Linked DNA regions of Homo sapiens: region 2 is linked to region 1. Evidence: chromatin contacts called from ENCODE Hi-C or POLR2A ChIA-PET data. All regions are on one chromosome and are shown on one strand. Each heading gives the region's core, a stretch centred on a gene start or an enhancer-like site at or near the end of the contact. The rest is flanking DNA. Distances are from core to core; before and after follow the strand shown.

What was found. Hi-C counts contacts between places; a loop is a spot of excess contacts on that map. ChIA-PET counts read pairs that join two places held with the same protein, here RNA polymerase II (POLR2A). Pooled maps may share reads with other maps.
Region 2: a loop to region 1 is called in a map of dorsolateral prefrontal cortex, with 1.8 times the contacts of the local background. The contact joins two enhancer-like sites. A Hi-C loop is called at or near these places in 3 of 168 maps with a recorded cell type or tissue (dorsolateral prefrontal cortex, heart right ventricle and ovary) and 2 of 50 pooled maps. POLR2A ChIA-PET finds 5 or more read pairs at or near these places in 6 of 52 experiments (A549, BJ, OCI-LY7 and 3 more).

Annotation. Positions count from the first base shown.
Region 1 is chr17:17,078,585-17,081,183 of GRCh38, reverse strand. The region is part of intron 3 of MPRIP (myosin phosphatase Rho interacting protein); the gene reads right to left. Among named protein-coding and RNA genes, the nearest start is that of MPRIP, 37 kb to the right of the region's middle. Within about 2 kb of position 1,288, at least 18 of the 41 ENCODE cell types and tissues checked have a DNase peak (open chromatin) inside an H3K27ac peak, as active enhancers do; they include PC-9, where a contact is called at or near this core.
Region 2 is chr17:17,139,459-17,142,057 of GRCh38, reverse strand. The region is part of intron 7 of MPRIP (myosin phosphatase Rho interacting protein); the gene reads right to left. Among named protein-coding and RNA genes, the nearest start is that of PLD6, 66 kb to the left of the region's middle. RefSeq lists enhancers at 1-97, 798-1,388. Within about 2 kb of position 1,322, at least 4 of the 41 ENCODE cell types and tissues checked have a DNase peak (open chromatin) inside an H3K27ac peak, as active enhancers do; they include PC-9, where a contact is called at or near this core.

The sequences.
Region 1 (2,599 bases), core at 39-2,538:
TAAGTCAGTAACAATTCGAAATAGATGCTGATTGAGTGTGGAGGGCACAGACCAGCCATAAAATGCTATAGTTTATTATATGAGCCTGGGAGGGTCAGAGGTAGCCACGGGCTGCTTAGAGCTGCTGCTTTTGGAGACAAATGCCCAGGTAGGGATTGCTTTGCAACATCACGGTCTGAGGGCACCACGTAGGGAGTGCCACCTATGTGCTCCCTGGTACACACACACACAAGCAGTTCTGCAGGCCCTGTGGTTGCCTGGTGTGCAGGGGAACCCCGTAGACCTCTCTAGATCAGAAACAGGCCCACCCCATTCTACGACTGGCACTGCACCATCATCCCCCTCACTCCAGGAAATCTGACAGGTGAGTCCCGTGCTGTTTAAGAGCAGAGCTAATAGCAAATCACATTTACATTTTCATTTTTAAAAATAAATAAGAATTTAAATAAACCCCTGTCGAAACTGCTCAGTTTCTTGGCCTTGGCACTGTTGACATTTTGGGCTGGAGCCTTCCTTGTTCTGGGGGCTGTTCTGTGAAGGAGATTCAGTAGCATCCCTGGCCTCCACCCACTAGATGCCAGCAGCATTCCTGCCCCAGGTGTGACAATCAAGGATGACTCCAGACATGGCCAGTGGCCCTGGGAGGCATGACGCTGAGGACCACTGGTCTATTTCCAGGCACTCACAAAGGAAGCTTCCAGCTTGGCTGGAGTTTACCCACACATAAGCCTATCTGAAATGGAGTTTTCCTGCTCCAGGTCTCAGGATCCTGCCAGCCTGTTTGGGGTGGGACTCTCAGCTCAGGGCGGTTGACCGTTAAGCTGGAGCTCCTGGGCTACAGGCTGTCTGCTCACTCTGGGGAGTGGCTCTGAGGAGCAAACCCTGATGCAGAGCACTGGGTGCTAGAGAAATCTCTCCAGCCTCTGCCTCCTCCCACCTGGCTTCTACCCTAAGTGCCTCCTTGCAACCTTCCCCTGTGACCTTCCTGATACAACAGGGAAACCCCTCCACAGCCTCGGCTGGGCAAAGCAGTATTTACTGATGGGCTCACTGGGTCAGTTTCTCCAGCTCCCAGGTCATCTGCCAGAAAGCAGCCCGTGGCCCAAAACTCCCAGCTCTGGGCCTGCCCCCATGCCCTCTCTCAGTCCAAGTTTTCCCTGGGACTTCTTTCTTTCCCCACATCCCTGGCACAGTCCCACCTCTGCCTGAGCACTCCATGAAATAATACGCAACTCATATCCAGGTTGCTGGGAGACCACAGTGCACTGTGAAGTGTCGGTGCTCCTGGCTAAGCGGCCTCAATTATCCAGAAGCCGTGCCTGGGAGGCAGCATGTGCTCTGCACTTGTGCCAGCACCAAGGCGTCCCCAGAAGCTACCCTCTTTGTGCTTGTGCAACTGAGCCAGAGGGAATAATGGATTTTGCTGGACTTTAGTTAGACCTAAAGAAAGATTTCCTGACTGAAATTATCAGTCCCCAAGGAAACAGTGCAGGGAACTTTGTTTTTTTGGGATGGTTCATGACCCAGCCCAGCCTGAATGTAATCCAGTGACCTCTTGAGGCTCCTCTGATACTGTTAAGTCAATTGCAGGACTCAGCCAGTCAGTCAGCCACAGGGAGGCAAGATAAACCTCACAGCTGCAGGAGCCCAGCTCTGACCCCAGGGCTACTCCCTGTGTAAGGGCTAAGCCAGGAGAACACGAAGTGTGAAGTCTAATCCTCCAGGTCTGCTTTCTTGCCTCAAAGGAACGGAGTGTCCAAATGCTTTGTCTCCCTGCTCCTACTTCCAGCCAAGTCCACAATCGGTGCTCACCTCCAGTACACTACCCTGGAGCACAGACGTTCCCATAGCAAAAACCCCCTATGCTCTAATCATGATGTACAAATATGCTCACCGGAAAGAATGAAAAGGAAGACAATTCTTTTTAAGTAGGAACCAGTGAGGTGACAGTTGATACAGGATTATGGTACCATCCTCTTAATTCACCCCAGAAACAAAAGTAGAAAACATATCACATCACAAAGGTTAGGACTCGAGTACAAACACGCCCACTTCTGACCTTTGCACATGTGAGCTGTAATGACCACCCAAAAATCCCAGGCACCCCCGCCACCCCCTGCCGCAGTCTGGAAGGTACCTCTAGGGACAGTTATCTCCACTCATACTTCCAGAGTCTGTCTCGCCCCTGCAGCAAAGAAACAAACTCTGGGTAGGATAGGCAGGGGCTGCCTATTTTACATAGTGAGACTAGGCTTTCCAGGACAGTCCCAATTTTAAAATGCTGCACATATGGGCACACAAACATTCACCCACCAAGTGGAACTGGAAAAGGCGATCAAATCTCGCATCTTCAACCCTTTACAAAGTTTGGAATGCAGTCCTACTTTAGATTAATTAGGAGAGACTAATCTCCTTTAGAGAAAAAGTCAGGAGATAAAATGGGTGGAAAAAGAAAAGCCAGAAATTCCACCTAGTTGATTTTCAGGTTTGGCCTCTGGGGCAACAGCAGCAAACACTCATCCAGCCCAGGAAGCAACTGGAAAACCAGGGAGGTGGGGAGGAGGAAGAAGCCTGTCTGCCTGGTTTAGTGACCAGAAGA
Region 2 (2,599 bases), core at 73-2,572, 61 kb before region 1:
AGGCGCAGCGCCACCCAGCGGCACAGCAGGAGAGCGCAGAGGCAAGACCTGAAAGAAAACAAGGCTGGGAAATGAATACATGGAAGAGCGCTGCTTTTTCAAATCAAATAATGGTGAACCAAAATTATCCAAAGAATTAAAGAAGCAAAAACCCAAGGTAATCACTGAAGAGGGAGAGAGACCATGATTGTCCTCCAGCTGCAAGAAGTCACCCTGGTGGGGTCAGAGGTGGGGGACGCACCAGCTGAGGCTCAGCTCACAGGGCCGGGCCTGTTCTCCCAGGGGCACCTAAGTTACCTGGCGGGGAGGGTGTCACTGCTGCTCTGGACAAGAGGATAAGAACCCAGAGGAAGTGGGTGAAGGGCTCCCAAGCCTGGAAGCCTAATTATCTCCACAAGGAAGAGAGGAAACAAGATCAATTCCTGAGACCCCACCTCCCCCAAGAGGCCAGCTGCTTCTCAGGGAGTGCGAGGGAAAACTGGCTGCCTAAGGCGTCTTCACCCCCGGAGAGAGGAGGGCGAGGGCCCCGGGCTCTGCTTCCTCCCTGCGCTTAGACACAAAGTGTCTTCCTCAGCTCAGCTTCCTCCCTGTGCTTAGACACAAAGTGTCTTCCTCAGGAAAGAAGCTTGTGCCGGGCCAGCCTGCTAGAACCAGCAGCGGAGGCAGGCGCTGGGGTAGGGGAGCAGCAGAGGCCGCGGCATTGTGAGAGCAGGAAGCTAAGGAAGCTGCTGGAGTTCCAGGACACCCAGGGAAAGCTTGGTAAGTGCAAGCCAGGCGTCCACCACACTTGAGCGATTGTGGTGGGATCTTGGTGAGATTCAAGGCTCACCAACAGGCCACTTCCAGGATGAGGGCTCCTCTGCCCAACACTGGGGCCTAGAAAGCCCCAGGAAAGCAGTGAGGAACTGCTGGGCTTTAACCTCATGCAAATCGCATGCCGTGGTACTGTGGGGATCCAGACAGAGGAGTCGTGGTGGAGAAGAGGAAAGGCACTTGCTACAGTCACTCTGCATGGGGGCCTGGGGAGATCCTGTAAGACCACAGGCTCGCACACTGGCTGCCCTGATCTACTGGGCGAGGTGGAAAGTTATTACTTGGTGCCCTGGAAGCTGCAGGTGGGACAGCAAGCACCTTACTGGTCAGCACAGAAAACGGGGCCTGCACCCTGCAGCTCCAGGGTTCCCAGGGCACTAACCGCTGTGCTGAGGGCAGGGGGGTTAGGGCTACATGGGGAGCTGTCCTTGCTGCCAGTCACCAGCAGGCCAACCAGGAAAACAACTTCCCCCACTCAGCAGCCAGAGGTGACTCACTATCCAAGAAACACTCTGGAAGTCTGAGGAACGGACACATCGAAGCCCAGAACCGGTCAGGTTCAGATAGGCTTGCCTAGATGACTGTGGCTTGTCAAAAAACCAACCCTGTGGTCCCAGCAGTCTGGCTCCTGGGCACACCTATTGTGGCTGCCATTTCAGGTAGGTGTGGCCAAGAATCTCTTGCCAATTTGGAGATTCTGCTCTAATCAACCAGGGGACAGGAATCCAACCAAGCACAGGGTGGGCTACTAGGGATCCAGTGAGCAGGCCTCAGAAAGCGACAGCAGCCAATCAGATGTCACCAGGGTCAGGAGAAAGGGATGCTGCAGTATTAGTATGCAGAACTGGTGGGGGGTGGGGCCAGCACCAGGTGAAAACCCATCCCCGTGTGGCAGTGCATGCAGAGTACAAAGCCCCAGAGACTGCACCTGTCCCAGGCGACAGGAGACAAGAACGAGTTCAAAAGGAGTCTCTCCGAGAAGAAGCCAAGCCAAGCAGGTGTGCTGAATGCTAATTCTGTGGTCTGGCGCTAAACCAGGACATAGCTGATCCTGCTCTGGAGCCACCACGACACACAGCCTGCTTGCCAGCCAGCATGAAGCCTCCCCTGCCCACCCACTGGCCTCCTCCTCTCTCTAGCAAAACCCTTTACTTATATATTTTCTTAATTGCTTAAAAGAGCATCCTTGGCATCAGTCCTGGATCACAGGATGGGAGCAGGGACTTCCTGGCTAAGGCCCCACTGGGATCTGCACCAGCTATCCATTGTTGAGAAGTCACCTACTCCTGAGCCTCAGTTTTCACATCTATAACTGGGGGCGGTAGTAACAGATCCTCATCAGGCTACTATGAAACATTAAGGCAGCCAAGTGCTTAGCAGAGCACCCTGGGGCACTAGGCAGGGGCTGGGAACCACTTGGCTGCCCTTCCTTTCCCTAGGAAGTCAACGTGTCATTTTCCTCTCACCAGCAGTATCTCTGGGAGATGCTTCCTTATCCTGGAGACTAACCTGCAGGCTCACAGGCCTTTTCATCTGGGACGTTTGGAAGAGTGGGTGGGCTGTCAGCCAATGGTGGGTGCTCAGAAGAAAAGGGGGCAGGATGTAAAGACACTTCCCTCCACCTGCCCTTCGAGGCACGGGAGCCCATGGCTGCCTTCACCTGTCCCTCCTGGTAGCGTCTCTAACTCTGAGCTCCAGGTTGTGGCTGGGGAAGGGAGGACACTCTGAGAAGACTTCCAGAACTATGGTTTGAACCTCTTTTCTGGACAGTGAACCTTGGGAACCT